2 separate regions of the Homo sapiens genome follow, and region 1 is linked to region 2. Evidence: chromatin loops called from intact Hi-C (ENCODE). Cell type or tissue: heart left ventricle. All regions are shown on one strand. Each heading gives the region's core, and the rest is flanking DNA. Links, peaks and the distances in the headings are about the cores only. Region 1 holds the start of LOC401324 (a long non-coding RNA gene). Region 2 overlaps LOC401324 (a long non-coding RNA gene).

Region 1 (9,003 bases), core at 3,531-6,030, 57 kb before region 2:
GGATTAAATAGCTCTTTAAATCCCAGTGTGCCTACTAATTAGATTTTGTTCTTAAAAACAAATCACGGCCGGGCACGGTGGCTCACGCCTGTAATCCCAGCACTTTGGGAGGCCGAGGCGGGCGGATCACGAGGTCAGGAGATCGAGACCATCCCGGCTAAAACGGTGAAACCCCGTCTCTACTAAAAATACAAAAAATTAGCCGGGCGTAGTGGCGGGCGCCTGTAGTCCCAGCTACTTGGGAGGCTGAGGCAGGAGAATGGCGTGAACCCGGGAGGCGGAGCTTGCAGTGAGCCGAGATCCCGCCACTGCACTCCAGCCTGGGCGACAGAGCGAGACTCCGTCTCAAAAAAAAACAAACAAACAAACAAAAAAAAAACAAATCACTGAACTTGAATGATGCTCCTATTCAGTTTCTCTTGGGCTTCCTCTTTCAAACTGCTATTTTTCCTGAACTGTCGGGATGCCTTTGAGTGTTTATAGGTATTTAAGAATGGGAAATGGGAAGGCTAATGAAGAACTCTCTGGGTTTGGCCTGTTGAACTGGCAGGCATCTTTTTAAGGTGAGCAGATGAGGAGCTAATCACCATGTTGATGGCCTCCCTAAAGCCAGAATGAGGACTGCATTACTTCTAGGTGCTAACATCTATGGGAGCTGCCTTAATTCACCTTAGGTATTGTCTTAGAATGTTTTTGCTGCTGTAACAGAATGCCACAGAAGTTTATTTGGCTCTTGAATCTGGAGGCAGAGAAGTTCAAGATGGAGGGGCCACGTCTGATGAAGTTCTTCTCGTTGCATCTTAATGGGGCTGGAGGAATCTCATGGCAAGGAGGCATCCAGAGGAGACAGAAGACGAAATAGGGCTGAACTCATCCTTTTATTGGGAGTCCACTTCCATGATAACTAACCACTCCCGCAGTAACCGTTTAACTCCATTCATGAGGGTGAAGACCTCATAACCGAATCACCTCTTAATATCGATGCATTGGGGATTAAGCTTTCAACACATGAACTTCGAGGGCCACATTCAAACCACAGCAGTATCCTGTGGTTATTCTCTTTTTTTTTTCTTTTTTTCTTTTTTTTCTTTTTTTTTTTTTTTTTTTTTAGAAAAATGCCCTTGTGTTTTGGCTGGGAATAAATGCCTGTTGGCCTGAGCTTTGTGCAAGAGTGGAGGTGTTTACTATTTCGTTGACAGTCCTCTCACTCTCCCTGGTTTTTGGCCCTGCTCCTTGTTTCCATTCTTGAGTGCATTGACTCTGTGTCCAGGGGTTACATGGTTCTGCTGCTTTCAAATTCCTGCAGCTTTTTCAAGGCTGCTCTTTCTTCTGTTCTGCTGCAAGCCACTAATGCTTCTCCATTTACTTCCTGTCTTCTGAAAATTCATTAAAACTTCTTGTATGTTGGTGAGTATCCTCCCATTCTCTTGGCTGCTACATGCTTATGTCTTTATTGATTTTTAATCATCTTAGGACTCAAGAGATACAGAGTCTAACGTGGGGACTTTGTCTGTAATCTTAAAGCTGAGTCCCCTAATATGCTTAAGAGGAATCCCTTAAATTTCATACATATATGATTTAAGCCCAGATTTGTTTGTTTGGTTGTTTTTAAACACATTTTATTGTTTATATTTGAGGTTTACAATGTGACGGTATGGAATACATTTAGATAGTAAAATGTTCACTTACAGTGAAGCAAATTAATGTATTTATCATCTCACATAGTTACTCGTATGTGTGTACATCTGTGACAAGAGCAGCTAAAATCTACTTATTTAACAAAATTCCCAAATACATACAATTTTATTAACCATAATCTTCATGCTGTATATTAGATCTCTAGAATTGTTCATCCTACAAATCTGCTACTTTGGATTCTTTAACATATATCTCCCCATTTTAAGTCAAGCTTTGAGAAATAAGTAGAATGTGTATAGAAACAGAGGATTGTAGAAGACAGACCAAATAGAGGACATGTTTGAGCCGTGGTGTGGAGATAGGTTTGACCATGCTAGGTTTGAAAGACTAATGAGGACACCAACCTAGTAGGAGCCCAAAGTTCCAGGAGGAGAGTCACAGGAAATAGGGCTGGCAAAGGAATCTGGATCTAGAGCTTTTCGTTCTAGATGGGAAAATTTGGCCAATAGATTTTGAGCAAAGCAAAAAAGCAATGAAATCAAGATTTTAGAAAGATTAATTTGGCAGGACATGAAAAATGCTTTGAGAGTAGGTAGACTGGAGGCAGAGAGCCAGCTAGGAAAAAATTGTGATCATCCATTTGTGAAATGAGGGATGGTGGCAGCAGAAATAGAAAAGTAGGAAGCGATGTAGGCAAATCAGAAATGACTATGTATGGTACTCAGTGACTGATTGGATATGGAGGACAAGATGATGCTAAGTTTTCAGGACTAGATAACTATAAAGAATTATTGACATTGATGTACTTAGAAAATTCACAGGCACCCATCTGACTTCCACCTCCTCTCTCTTCAAGATTAGTTTACCCATAGTAGAAATCTTGTTTTCCAGCCTACATTTCATAGGTAGTGGTAGCAGAGACGCCTGGTGGTAGTGATGATGGTGGAGATAGTAGTGATGATGGAGGTAGTGATAATGGAGGTGGTGGTAGATATGGCAGTAGTGATGGCAAAGGTGGTGTTAACAGTAGTGATGTGAATGTTCAAGGTGGTGGTAGTGGTGGTAGTAATGGTGAGAGTGGTGATAATTATGAGGAATGTGAGGTGAAATAGTGGAGGTGATTGTGGTGGTGATTGTACTAATGGAGGTAATTGAGATTAATGGTGGTGGTGGTGACAATGATGGTAATTATAAAGGGGGCTTGTGATAGTTATGAGGAAGGTGGTGATGGTGATGACGGTGGTGACGGAGATGACCTTGGTAGTAGTGATAATGGTGATGGTAGCAGAGATAGTTGGATGGCGGTAGTGATGATGATCGAGGTGGTGGTGGTAATTGTGTTGGTAGGGGATGGTGTTGGTAGGGGTAGTGGTGGCGATGTTAGAGGTGTGGATGATTTCAGAAATGGAGGAAGTGGTATTAGTGGTGGTAATGGCGCTGGTGATGATAATAGTGACAGATGATTGTGGTGGGGATGGTGGTGGGCAGGGTAGTAGTGAGAGTGGTTGTGGTGATTATAAGTGGTGATATTGATAATGGTGGTAATGATGATGGAGGTGGTGGTGATGGTAGTACTGGTTGCTATAATAGTGATTGTGCTGTGGGTGTTGTAGTGATGGAGGGAATCACAGTGGTGACTCTGTGGGTGGTGGTGATGGTAATAGTCCTTGTGATTGTGGTTGGGTGTGGTGCTGCTATTGGGCACATCTTAGCTATGCAACTGTAACTTTAAGTCTTGATCTTACTCTTTATACACATAGGGACTTTAGGAGAAAAAGGAATAGGATCTTACTCTTTCTACATATAAGGACTTTGGGAGAAAAAGGAATAGGAATAGGATCTTACTCTTTATATATATAAGGACTTTAGGACGAAAAGGAATGTGGCTCTCCACAGAACTATGAGACCCTGCTCTATTCTCTAGCCCCAGGTGATTAGATGAGGAATGGAAAGCTGACTCAGGGGAGCCAATCTTTAATCCGAGTTAAGAAGATCTTCTTTCTTTCTTTTTTTTTTTTTAGGGACAAGGCCTCCCAAAGTGCTGGGGTTACAGGCATGAGCCACTGCACCCAGCCTCAGTCAATTTTTTTTTCTTTGTTTGTTTGAGACGGAGTTTTGCTCTTGTTGCCCAGGCTGGAGTGCAAAGGCGTGATCTCGGCTCACTGCAACCTCCACCTCCCGGGTTCAAGCGATTCTCCTTCCTCAGCCTCCTGAGTAGCTGGGATTACAGGCATGTGCCACCACACCTGGCTAATTTTGTATTTTTAGTAGAGATGGGGTTTCTCATGTTGGTCAGGCTGGTCTCGAACTCCTGACCTCAGGTGATCCGCCCGCCTCAGCCTCCCAAAGTGCTAGGACTACAGGTATGAGCCACGATGCCTGGCCAAGTTAAGAAGAATTTCAACCTCTAGGATTTAGCTAAAGGCTTGGAAATTATATTGTAAGGTGTGAACATTTAAACTTAAGAGACTTGTGGAGTCAGAACTTCAGTCATCACCATGGCAATGGAATGGTGCATAGAGTCAGGGTTAAGAAATAGCTCACAAGCCATGAGTAATGAGAAAAGGCCAATGTGCCAAGAGAAACAGCAGAGGAAGCAGGTGGGTAGAGAGAAGCAGAATGAGTAAGAGCCAGCCTTCATCCCGCCTGACAATGTCCAGGCCCCTTGTGTTCCCAGAGACCCATCCATGTCTGTTCTGGTCTTGCATGTCCATGAGCTTGCCAGTTGTATCTACTCCATAAACTTCCCTTTTATTTGAATTACTTAGTATGTATGGGTTTCTGTTTCTCACAGTGAAATACGAGGGACTAAGATGTTCATGAAGTAAATTGCTCATTTTCCATGCTTTTTGCAGACTTCTTCAAAGGTCACTAGACCCTAGATACCACTATTAGATGCATTTGTGCTTGGGTCCTTCAGCCCTCTCCCAGACAGACCACAAGCCTAAGAATTTTATTTAAGACCATGTCCATTTCTCACAGGGTCCAAGCTTTACTTAACATAATCTAGTACTTAATAATTCCCCATTAGTATTTCCAAATTAGAGTTCCCTCCCCCAATGGGACATCACATCCTGCTCCTCTAGTTGTGGGAATGTCTCTAGATTGTGTCTCCCATACCCTCTTGCTATGATCTTGTTTCTCTGGTTTGCATCCTCGTGACTTACACCTTGATCCTTCTCTGCCTGCCTCCTTCAGATGCCTAACTGGAACTCTCCATCTGACTTTGGTTTGGTTCACTCATAAGATGCTGACTCTGGTGTCTCCCTCCCACAGACAATGAAGCACAGCTGATGGATGAGCTGGACTTGGGCCTGATGCCCTAGTCTTCTGCTGGGTTGGGAGAGAGGGGTGGAAGCCTAGAGAGAACCCTTCTCTACTGCATACCATCCATGTGCCAGGTGTTCTATGACTTGGGAGATCAGCATTCTTGCCTTCATTTTATAGTTGATAAACCTGAAGCTCAGAGAGCTAAAAGTAACTTGCCTAAGTTTATATAGTGAATGAGTGCCAGATCTGGGGTATGAACCCAGGTGGATTTGACTTCAAAACTCATCTTTCACTTTTAAACTGTGCTGACTTGCCAAGGGATTAAATAAACCAACATTTGTTGAGCACTATGGCAGTGACTTTAAGTTGTCCCCCAATGTTCATGTTCTCCTTTTTTCTTAATTGCAAAGCCCTGGTTTGTTTTGGTATGGAAATGTACCCCCTAAAAGACTCTATACCCCAGGCTTCCTGAAGCAAAGTATGCCCATGCAAAGCTGGTATGATGAGATGGAAGGGTTAAGGCGTGGTGGTGGTGGGAGGGAGGTTCCAGAAAGGCTGCTAAGAGCTTATAGTTGCTCTAGTTGATAAGTTCTCTCCTGTGCCCTTTCTTCTTGCTTCTAGAGAGCTCTAATGACCACTTTGGATATGAGGATATCCTGAAGAGAGCATCCATAGTCTAGAATAATGGAGACAGGGTCCCTGAGGTCTTCAATGCTGCCATATTGGCTCTGGGCTCCCTGCTTCTGTACTGTTGTATGTGGAAGAGCTATAAATGCCTATTTTGTTTAAGCTACTTTTATATGCAGTAGGACTCAAGCACCTTCTCTATGTCAGACGGTATGCTAGCACTTTAATGTTTCATTGCCTCTATTCCAGATGAGAATCCTGTTTCAGAAAGCTCAGGTAATTGACCTAACATCACACAGCCAGTTAAGTGGCATGATTTGACATATTGCTCTAGTATAATATAAATCTAAATTCCTGAACATGACATGTAAAATACCTGTGGTCTTCCATTTTGTTTTAGGCTTTTGAAAATGTTCTTCCCTCTGCCTAGAATTCTCTGCCTCTACTTTTCATCTGGAAGACTCCCAGTCATCCTTCATGACCCAGTCGAAGTGCTACCTCCTCTTTGCAGTCTTTGCTAAACAGCTGTCTCAGGACACATCTTTCTTCTGTGCTCCTGTTGCCGCATGCTGAACCTTATTAAGATGTTGCGTTGCATAAGACACGTACATTATATTGCACAGTATGATAATTGTTTAGATGCCTGTCTCCTCTCTAAAATGTCAGCTTCTTCTTCTTTTTTTTTTTTTTTTTTTTTTTTGTTTTTTTGTTTTTTTTGAGATGGAGTCTTGCTCTGTCACCCAGGCTGGAGTGCAGTGGCTTGATCTCAGCTCGCTGCAACCTCTGCCTCCCAGGTTCAAGCGATTCTCCTGCCTCAGCCACCCAAGTAGCTGGGATTACAGGCACCCACCACCACGCCCAGCTAATTTTTGTATTTTTAGTAGAGATGGGGTTTCACCATTGACCAGGCTGGCCTCGAACTCCTGACCTCAGGTGATCCCCCCCCACCTGGGCCTTCCGAAGTGTTGGGATTACAGGCGTGAGCCACCGTGCCTGGCCAGCTTCTTCTTTGTTAAAATTTTAGATTCAGGGGATACATGTGCTTTTTCGTTACATGGATATTACATGAATAATGGTGGGGACTGGGTTTCATGTACCTATCTCCCAAATATTGGACATTGTGCCTAGTAGGTAATAAAACGTCAGCTTCCTTAGAGGCAAGATCTTTCCATCTCTATTCTCAGCATTAGTTCACTGCTTGACACCAAAAAAGTAAATATTCATTGAATGACTAACTGCCTGAATGAATAAAAGTAGGCAGTTATGTTCAATGATACCTTTTATTAATAGTAAACTTCAGGGGCTTACTCTAGCATATTGAGGTTTATCTCTTCATGTCTCTAAAGCCACCTGGGAAGCAAAGAGAAGTATGTCCCTGGTGGGTTACTTTAAATGAAGATCTAAGATCTCAGGTCTCCGTGGATGGAGACCTTTCAGCTCATTTTTAACTCTCATTCCACAGCCCCTGCATCTAAAGATGATTGCAGCATATTTCCAATTCAAAATATCATTTTGTTGGGAGATGTGACTGAAAAGCTTATAAAGGTGGATTTGATTCTTGCTTTATTCCTTTCAAAAAATGGAATCAGCTCTAACACAGCATCCTTTTTTAAGATTTCGAAAAGTCTGAATCCATTTTAAACTAGATTGTGATTGACAAACCCACGGGAACACTAGCGAACAGTTAAATACTAATTAGCCAAACCCCCGCTACTCTCCCAGCTGTCAAAGGCAGAGATAGAGACAAAAGCTTCAATTAAACCTGAGTTGGTCCCCAAGGAGGGAGAGGTCAAAGGGGAGTGTTCAGTCAACTGTGAGATTATGTGAACACAGTCCCAAGTAATAATCATAAAAAATCCAAATGTACCTTTACATATTTAAAAATACATTATACTGACATTAAAACTCTCTTTTTGTCATTTTACTCTCCTCAATCTTCCCATCATTTCAATGTTTCCCATTATTTTTAGGATAAAATCCAAAGCCTTTCCCCTGACTTTCTGCCGCCAATGAAAATTTCCAGTTGTATTTGTCACTTACTCCTTGCCCTGGAGCACCTGCCCACTGGTCAAATGTGACCCCAGGTACATGGAGCTCAGGCTGAACTATACTCCAGCCTCCCCTTGGGCTGTCCAAATATGAGCTACCTATTCAGACTTAGCAACATGCTACCTCTTCTTAATCATCCGTTCAATTAAAATACCAGTTAACAACACAATTTCACTTATATAATCTCTTCTACACCTCCCTACAGCTTTAAGAGTTAGCTGTGGGGAAAGATAAATGCACCGAGACCAAGAGAGAATTCAGTGTTATTGTCCAAAGCCACACAGACACCAGGTGAAGAGCCAGGGCTGGAGCCTAGAACTCAGACTGCAGCCCTTGCCTCTCTTGTCGCATCATTGACTAGCCTTCCCAGGTGGTGGCTCAAAGCCTGTGCCACCTCCCAAGGAGGTTTTTCTGTCTGGGGAAAAGTGAGAAAAACATGATGAATTCTTCAAAAAGCTTAATCTAGTCAATTTACTAGACTCTCTTTTATTCTAACATTATACTTTTAGAATTAAAATGTAATTTATTTTTACTAAAGTAGTGGAAATAAGTTATGGTAAATTATTGTATAATTTATTTGACAATTAAATGTAACTCTGTATTATGTCAGAAAACCAGCTCTATTATTCTGATGACAAATTCCCCCAGGACTCCTTGTAGGCTGAGTTGTCCATTCTCTCGTTGGGCCACCCTGTCAGTAGAATAATCCCCCAGTAGAGCACCTGTCACTGCCCAGCTCCTATGTGTTTACTGGCCCTCTCCCCTTCTAGACCACGAGTTCCACGGAGTATGAATTCTGTGCCCTAACACCAGAATACCTGTCTCCATCAAAATTGGGTAACCACCAAGAATATGATCTACATCTAAATGTGGGCTGCTGAACTGATGTTCAGTTGAATCAACAACATCCACAATAATAGTACCTAACATTTATTGAATATGTCCTAACTGCTTAAAATCACATTTTCTGCTCTACATGCATTATCTCATTGGAAGTCAACATCCATGAGCTGGATCATTGAAGTATCAAATGGGATTCCATTTAGTCCAAGGAGAAAAATTTTGCAAACTGGATCATGCTTGGCCTTAAAAATAGGTAGAACAGGGAGAATGTAGACCCTCCTGTACGCTGGAATTTAAAAAGCATTGACAAACTGCCCTTGCCCGTGAGATATGCACCCATCTCTCTCTTCCAAGCTCTACCATTGGAACTTAATCCTTTTCAGTAGTTCATTAGCTTTTTCCAGAGATTTCTTTTAAAATGCAAATAATCCTGGGAAAGTAATTACAAGGCATAAGATGGGATGGAGATATGAATGTGGTTATGAATGGTGGTGGCATGACAGGGTATGTTGAGGAGAAAAAGTAGGGGAAGCTGCCTCCAGAAAACCCAAACTTGTCTACACAAAAAGACTTGAA
Region 2 (9,003 bases), core at 3,354-5,853:
TATAAATACTTTCTTATTTGCATATATGTTATATGCAGTTTTTTGGTACATTTTTCAAAAATAAAAATATAGTTTTTTGACCACAAAAAGCCCCTCTCTGCTTGGGGTTTAATGTTGACATGAGAAATAAAGCTATGATGATTCAAGAATTTAAAAATTAAGATTTATACAAACAGACCAATAATGCCCACAGATTAAAACCGAGTATTTCTTTTCCTTGTATTTTATAGGTTCATCACCTACTCTCCCCAGACTGCTTTTTCTTTTCATTAGACAACACTTCCTGCAAATTGTTTCTAACTTTGAGTAATTTGCTGACTCTCACTGGATACACTGTCCCTTTCCCTCCACCTCTGACACCCATTTTGCATTGTAACCAATGCAGTCTCCCCCACCACCACCACCCTACCTTCCACTGGGAATGATCTCTTTATCAATAATCCGACCCTGGAAGCCCAATGGGTGACTTTTTAGTGCCCCCGACACCAATGCAGATGGGGGTTTTAGATCCCCAGTGTAATCCCAGCCTGAAATGTTACCAGGAGCCCCACGGCTCTTCAATTACCTCTCTTGGCCTGTCAAGACCACAGCATCTCAAATTCAGTTAGCTGGTCTTTGGGTATCAGCCAAGGCCCAGCCTCTGCTCCTAATGACAGCCAGCTGAGGGGACACTGAGAGGGGCTAAATTCAATTTGCAGCCCTTCTAATGAGATTAGGGGAGCAGGGTTTTTTATTTTCTCCAAAGTTTGCCATGGGCAGGATGAATGATGGCCCAGGGATGAGCTGTCAACATCAACAAAGGCTCTGAGCTGGGAGAGGGGGATGGGAAGCAAGGATGGGCAAAAGAAGGAGAGATTTTCCAGACAGAGCCAAGGAGCCCTGAGTGAGTCGCCTAGCAGGTGACAATGTCTGGTTGGCAGAATATCACTCTGAGGACAGGATGCAAAGTCAAGAACGAATCTGCAAGAAAGGCAAGTGCCAATCATAAGCAATATTGCCAGTAGAATCTCTGTCTTTTTTTTTTAATGCTTCTGAATTATTTTCCATCCCTTTTAACTGGCTTTTGAAAAGTCATTAAGCAAACCATATTTCTTAAAATAGGCCAACTCGCAAGAATTTTTCTAATAAAAGAGCAAGATTTCCACTGCTCTTTAGCCTGGAATAGCTCAGTCCAGCACATCTCTTGGCCAAGCAGGCCTGTGAATCTCCCACCAGGGTAGCTCCCATGAGCTGGAGTCTGGACAAGCCAGGACCTCCAATGCATGCACTGTGTTGCAGGTGGTGGTGAGGAGCTGGAAAGTATTTCACTTGATGTGGAGTAACTTTGGGGTGAGGTGTGATGTGCCGACATTTTTCATGGGTGTTCTAGTTAGCACCTGCCTGTGTTTGGCACCATAACTGGGAGTAAATACTGACTCCTCCCTGAGTAGCTTCAGGTCAGATGCAGAGATAGAGGAAATTGAGTAGGATATTCTTCTGGGTCAATGTGAGTGAGATAGATGGACATCTCTTTAGGGAATCAAGAGAGGAAGAGGTCTCTGTGATTGGGAGACACCAAGAAAACTTCGTTTTTAGGAGGTGGCCTTGAGCTGTAACTTGGACTAGGGTGGTATCTAGGAAGGCCAAGAGAAGAGACCCAGACATTTCCTTTGTGGCTAAAGACCTCAGTGCTTCCACTTGTAAGCCCAGCTGTACTTTGGTCCAGGGTCATTCCTGGTGGGGACTACGATGGTCCTGGACCCTAGGCCTGAATCTTGTCCTCTGAGTACTGATTTGTTCACTGCGCCTTCTTAGAGCTCGTCAGAGATGGTCCATTTGCACAGCAAACCTCCTGCCCAGCTTCTGGTCCCACACTTGCATCCTCCATTGGTGTGAAAATCCTGCACTAGAGCCAGGCTGTGGTCCTGGCATCTCGAGTTGCCTAGATATCCAAGTTCTTCTCTGAATAGCAAGAGATGGGACACACATACTTTGTCTCTTGTCCCCCCGCCCCCCCAGACACTGCCTGAAGCCTTGTTCCTAATGGACCAATAACCAGGGATCATGACATTGCTGCTCTTCCAGTATTTCCCTGTTACATGGGAATCCACCCAAACCAAGGCTTTTACTCAGCCTCGGAGCAGGTCAGCTTGAGTTAAAACCCTTCTGGGCAACTAATATGCACCCATTAAATATTTATTGGCTGAATTGGGTCCATGGAGGAGGAAAAACTTGATTGAGGCTTGAGCGTGGGACTTTTAGACAAGTGGCTAGAAGTGCGAAGGCATTCTCCCTAAAGGCAAAAGCTCAGAGTCAGCATCTTGTTGTTTATTGTTCAGAGGACAACAGTTTCTCTTCTTTCACTCTTGATGGCCAAGTTTAGACCGCCATTGCCCAACAGTCTCCAGGACAGCTCATCAGGGCCCTTGGTAGTCCAGGAGGCCCTTGGTCACTCAGGAGGCCCTAGTGATAGACCCCCTAGTCTGCCTGCTCATGGGAAGATACTGCTGATTTCCATAGATCAAGAGGGTTATTCTGCTCACACCACAGTCTGACCTTGGCCATCAGCCAGATTAAGTATAGGGTCATGTCATAGCTGGAACTCTCAGAGTATATTCTCCATACAAAACACAAAACCACTTCATGGCCTGTGAAGGATCCTGTCTAATTGCTGGGCCTGCACTAAACTGAGTTATCAATCCTATCCCCACAGGTCCCTACAGGCCCAGTGCTGTAGAAAGAGACAGTGCCAGTCAGGGCTGATTTGCTGGTGTGGCTGCTTTTATGTAGTGAATAATTCCTGTGTTCTTTTTTCTTATTCCACCGACTTTGATTAAAATTCCTTGTGAAAAGATATTCTGTTCCAGGGGATTTTTGTGCCACGAAGAAATGAAGACACCAGAAATTCAAGCCAAAGGCCTGGGGCTTCCTTGGCTCTTCTCCACTCCACCTCGAAGGGCATCTGTTTAGGTCCCAATAAGGAAGGTCTGTCCCTGGAAGATACTGTCTCACAGCACTTTGTATGAACGCAAGAGGCAGCATCTATGGTGGGAAAACACACATGATCAGCCAGTCTCACCAGTTGATTCTGCCTTAATCAACCCCAGCCCATGTCCCCTGTTCACACCTCAGGCAACTTCTGAAGTGGAGAAATGATCTGGAGGAAGTCGAAAAAGATAAGAATGGCAAGGATACAAAATGACCAGTGATCACTACATGATGCTTATTAATGGAAGACCAATTCCTCAGGAATCAGTTATAAAGCACATTTTTTTATCACGATGGATTTTCATGTCTACTTTCTTATATGAGTTTACACAAGTCTGTGAAGAAGGTGACTGTCTTAGCTTTACTGTAGTATAGAACTGTGCTATAACAAAAATACCAGAAACTGGCAGCTTATAAACAGCAGACATTTATTTTTCATAGTTCTGGAGGCTGGGAAGTTCAAGATCAAGGCACTAGCAGATTTGGTGTCTGGTGAAGACCCACTTCTGGTTCAAATAAGGCATCTTCTTGCTGTGCCTTCACTTGGCAGAAGAGACAAGGCAGCTCTCTGGGGCCTCTTTTTATAAAGCCACTAGTCCCATTTATGAGGGCTCCACCCTCATGACCTAATCACTTCCCAAAGGCCCCACCTCCTAATATCATCACATTGGTGATTATATATCACCCTATGAATTTCAGGGGCATACAACATTCAAATCACAACAGTATCCTGATTCTCATCTTAAAGATGAGGAAGCAGAGGTACTGCAAACTTAAATGAGTCACCCAAGTTCAGGCATGGGCGAGCCTAGGATGCAAGGCCAAGTCTATCTGACACCAGATACATGGCTGTATGGGCTCCACCACATTTCATCTTAGTACATAACCTATGTGCATAAGATGGACTGAACCCCTCTTCCTTCTCCTCTGTCTTCACTCCTATGCAGATCTCCAGACCCTTCTACCCATCCTAAAATGGTGGAACTCATGACCCATCAAGAAAGGATCCTCAGGGAGTGGCTCCTTGTGGGTCAGCTTCAAAGTGTCAGGAAAAGAAACTCACTCCTGTTTAGGAGCCCCCTAAATATGCGGAATGTGGTACAAAGAGCCCCAGGCTGGTGATGCCGTTTGGCTGTGTCTCCACCCAAATCTCATCTTGAATTGTAGCTCCCATGATTCCCACATGTTGTGGGAAAGACCCTGTGGGAGATATTTCAATCATGGGGGTGATTTCCCCCATATTTGTCTCATGGTAGTGAATAAGTCTCATGATATCTGATGGTTTTATAAGGGGAAACCCCTTTCACTTGGTTCTCGCTCTCTCTTTGCCTGCTGCCATGTAAGAAGTGCCTTTCGCCTTCAGCCATGATTGTGAGTCCTCCCCAACCACGTGGAACTGTGAGTCCATTAAACCCCTCTCCTTTATAAATTACCCAGTCTCGGTATGTCTTTATCAGCAGCATGAAAACAGACTAATACAGCTGGCCTCCACAGCCCCCCTGTTGCCAGCTCCCGCTGTGATCTTGGGCAAGTGACTTTCTCCTTCTACTCCCAATTCCCTCTTGGCTCCTTGCCAGTTCCAATGCTCCCAGATTCTAATCTCCCACTGTCCAAATCTTGGGAATGGACACTGAAATACATTTCTTGTTACCTACGAATTACGGTTTGCTTTCATTCTCCTCTTCAATCCCAGTCTTCTCTATTTGCTGCACAGAGTTCAGAAATGCATTGTTTCCAATGCAGAAGCTCACGCCAGTGCACTGGGGCTGCTAAAAACACCCCGAGGGCCCACCCCTCCCAGGGCGATGCCAGACCAGAGGATGGAGCCCTGGGTCTCTTCACTTTGCGCCACATTATCACAGAAAGGTGGATTAGAAGTTATCTCCGCTCTGCTTTCTCTCAGAGCTCCTTGGCAACACAGCCACCTCGATATAAATATACACCAGCAACGTGCGCAACCTCATACTCCACGGTGAGGCCTCCAGAGGCCCCAGGGCAGATACCGCCGGGGAGCAAGGACATCAGGAGATCCCCAGGACACAAAGGAGTGCCAGCCTCAACGCTTCAAGGTCAAATATGGCACCCATCAAATAAAACGCCTGTGATCCTGATAATTCTCTGGCACCCTATTCCAAAAGCTGGAGGTCTTTAATCTCTCTGAATAGCCAAATATTTCACAGTTGATGCTTCTTTTGCATTCTTTATAATTAAACAAGGAGCCAAATTTTTAATACCTTTCCTGTCTTTCTCTCCCTGGTGTTGCTAATGTAACACATTCAGGTCAAATCTCTGTTGGTTTTGGTCACTGGCTGTTTCAAGGCCTAAAAGGAAAGAGTGAGATCTTTCAAAGAATGGAGATTAAAATCAAACACAACGAAGGAGCTACTTTTGAATGTAATAATGTGGAACACTTTAAAGTCGAATTAATTAAAGGAAACATAAACCAATGCATTCCTGGCTCCATGTTAACTGCGGCTGTCTAAAAGACCTTGAGATGTTCAAGAGACCAGTGTAAATAAGTTATTTTGGTTAGCACAAGCTCAGGGGCCTGCCACTTTCCTCTCGCTGGTGCTGTCTTTGGTAGAGCCATAGATAGAACCAGCCACAAACTTGATTCGGGCATAAGCAGGAGACACACACATCAGCATAAAGGGGGCTCCAAAAAAGGCCCTCTTGCTTGGAGACACAGGAACCAGACTCCCCAAATGTCTCTCACTTACACAGCAATCCTCCTCAGACTTAGGAGGCTCTGTCAAACATTTTCAAAATTACAGGGAACCTGGAAAGAAAATACAATAAAGAGATCAGAGACCTAAAGTGCCAGACCAAAGAGAAGAACCAGAAAAAGCAAGACGTGTTCATTGTAAATATTTTGAAACTGTATTCTTATCTCAGTTCAGTGCTGTGTACTGCCTTTTCTCTGGTAATTGTAAATATTTAATGTGTTATAGCTCCATCTCCTTACTGATACGGGAAACATGAATAAATCCACATGGACAGGATGTGTGTTTTCCACTTGCAGACTGTCTGAGAGAGTGAGCATCAGGAGGGGCTGCTGTGGACAGTTGCACAGGCTGTGGCCTGTACCAGAGTGCCTGGTGGAGGGGCCTGGAAAAGACACCCCAGCCACCTGGCTCAGAGAGGGACAGAAGAAGGAGTCACTGTTCATTCTGAGCAAAAAGCCCTTTTGTATATTTAGTTAGGCTAGGGGCTATGTGTGTGTGCTTTTTAGAGATTTACATTTTACTAGTGTGAGGGGAACTGAGCAGAGCTCATGGAAAAACTGTTCCTGTTTATTGAAATAAAAATTCCAGAATTTTTTTTCAGTCTCAGTATGATTTTCTCTAAAACTAAAGTACAAAAATGTTTATGCAGTTTCCCCTTTTCAATTCCCTCAGCAGCCGAGGTCCTCTCTTGGGTCCTGATTTTCCTTGCAAACTGACCAAAGGAAGCTTCCAGAAGCAACTGTCCACTACAAGAGGAAGGTGTGGCCATGAGGGAAGACGGAGGCTCCAGAGGTCCTGGCTCTGCAGAGACCGCGGTGCTGCCTCCCAGCCTGCCTGAAACCTGACTTGGTTTGCACCAGCGGGTGCCCAGGCCTCCACAGAGTCTTCGGTTCTCCAGGTTTCCCATGCCGCCATTCTTGATCAGTTTTCATCTCACCTCTGTGGTTTCTACCTCCTGTAGATGCTTCAACTCCGCCACTGAAGCCAATGCTGCCTGCTTCCTCCGGTGACAGCAGCAAAGCAGGCAGCAGTGGCCTTGGAGGCTCTGGCTGGACCCACTGTCATGCATTGTCTTCCACGGTTACTCAGGCACCTTTCCTTTACCTGGAAAATATCTCTGAGCTCAAACATTCAACTCACATCTTGGAGCCATAACAAATAAAGGAAGACGGCTTTGGTAACTCAGTAAAGCTTGGGGCTGCAGTCTTGATGAGGAGGGCAAGTTCCGAGTCCAGATGGCTTGAATTCCAATGCATCTCTGCAGCTTACACACAGCGGGCCCTTGAGCATGGGATCTGCTGGACTCAGTTTCCTCATTTTTAAAGAGAGGGTAGTAACAATAGTTCAAGCCTCATAGGGTTGTCCTGAGAATTAAGGATTAACACTTGTGAAGTTGCTTAGAGTAGTACTTAAAAGATTAAGTGGTCAATTAGCTTAGCTATTATTCGGTTAACTATTATTATGATTATTATTTCCAAATGGCTTGAGAGTCAATGGGTGGTAGAGCCCCAGAAACGTTTATTGCTTTCCAAATGGCCTTCCAAATCTGATGCTCAGTTGCCATGTTAGGGAACTCCTAAGGCACAGTAGGCACGGTAGGCACACACAACACACACATGAAAGTACCAAGCACACAGAGGTATACACACACGTGTACACACGAACTGATCCATGCCGCCATATGCATACACATGTACATACATGCATAACTTCAGGAACAATCTGGGGCAGAATCTCCAATCAAGGTTCCATGGGAGATGACAGACTTTACTTGGCTTAGCTATCATCCAACTGATGCCTGGCCTAGATACCAAGTTGCCACGATACAAACTGTGAGATGTGCCAGTGCCAGGTCTCTACTGGGTCTGCAGAAGGCCAGCTCACAGAGGGGCCCTATGGCTGAATGGTATTTTCTTCAGAGTCCTAGCTTAGGATGCTGCAAAGACCTCTGAGAATGCCAGTCTTTCCCCTCTCTCCCTCCCCCAGAAGAAGTTTCAGGGGATTCTACAGGCTAACATTAAAGTTCACAGGCTGGAGGGTCCCAGCTACTGCTATTATATCAACACATGGGGGCAGGTAGTGATGGCTGCTCCTCCAGAGAGATTACATAGCAATGCCAAAGTTCCCTGGCCTGGTACAGAATGACGGCCCAATAAAGAGTTGCTGAACAAATGACCAAAAAATAACAATAAATCCCAGCTCAGCGACTTATTGGCTAATACCCCTGGGTAAGTCCATACCATTTCTTTACCTTAACTCCCTCCTGCATAAAATGGAGATAATCATAACTACCCACAGGTGTGCTTGGGGACTAGTTGTTAAACCAAACCAGAGACTCGATGCACAATAGTGGCTTTCCTCTCAGAAGTGGCGGGGACCCCAGGGAAGTGCAAACAAGGGACTTTCTCTTTAGGATGAGCATCTGTGGACTTTGCACTTTGCCATGGAGCCAGGAAGAATGATGCCTGAGCAAAAGTCTGTGATGAGGACACTCCCAGTCAGGAAAAGCCATTCCATCCTTGGCCCACTGTGGGGGTGGGGGGGGCACAGTGCTATCTCCCTCTGCAGAAGGCTCAGATGGAGTGTGTGCTGCATTTCACAGCTCAGTCCCCAGCTGGTAAGGCAGGGGCGATCTGCCCAGAGCTCACCCTGAGCGGTGGGAATCTCCTTGGGCTTTTGCCATCTTTATCAGTTTTATGGCCTCTTTTTGTTTTGCTTATTGAATTTGTCTTTCAGGAGAAAGGACTAGGTTTGGGAGCAGAGAAAGCAAGAAGCAAATGTGTTTGGACCCAGGTTCCAACAGCAACTGAGCATACCATAGACCCTCACAGCAGAGAGAGCAGCTCTGCTTATGGAATAAAAGACAGCAAAGCCAAACACAGTCCCTTTGGACCTTAATCAAACAGGCTCATCTGATTAAAATTCTAGGACAGTCTCCCAAAGTCTGATTTTCTAGATGCTCCAAGGTGTTTCCAAATATTTCAATAGCACAAAACGTTGGGATATACTGAGACAGAGTTCAATATATACAAAATTCACTTTGATTCATAATAATAAACACACTCACACATGCTAAGCTATAGGGTTTATTTGGATGCAGGGTCTGTCAGAAAATGATGAGAGTGTGCTGCAACCCCAGAAAGGTGGAAATCATCGCACCAGACAACTATTTTATGTCCCTCTTTGGACTTGAAGGTCATAAATATTCTTCCCACAATTTCCAGCTGTATTTCACAAATGGGATGTAGAGAATTACTCTATGTTCTTTAACCTGTCTTTTTCTGTGGTTTTGAAGATCACTTAATAGTTT

Evidence for each region. A loop is a pair of places that touch in the nucleus more often than their neighbours do. Peaks named below come from ENCODE experiments on the same cell type or tissue, not always from the same donor. Only the 100,000 strongest peaks of a DNase experiment are listed, where the experiment ranks them.
Region 1: it touches region 2 in a loop (2.2-fold over the local background); 2 of 110 quality-filtered maps call a loop at or near these places.

Annotation. Positions count from the first base shown.
Region 1 is chr7:35,312,534-35,321,536 of GRCh38, forward strand. LOC401324 (a long non-coding RNA gene) reads left to right here and starts at 1,322. Exons shown (of 3, transcript NR_038864.1): 1 at 1,322-1,407. In heart left ventricle, for the core only: no CTCF peak of the experiment used is centred there; no DNase peak of the experiment used is centred there.
Region 2 is chr7:35,370,189-35,379,191 of GRCh38, forward strand. LOC401324 (a long non-coding RNA gene) reads left to right here. Exons shown (of 3, transcript NR_038864.1): 3 at 2,847-6,288. Among named protein-coding and RNA genes, the nearest start is that of TBX20, 120 kb to the left of the region's middle. RefSeq lists an enhancer at 2,927-6,551. In heart left ventricle, for the core only: no CTCF peak of the experiment used is centred there; a DNase peak (open chromatin) is centred at 4,873; H3K27ac peaks cover 1,809 bases.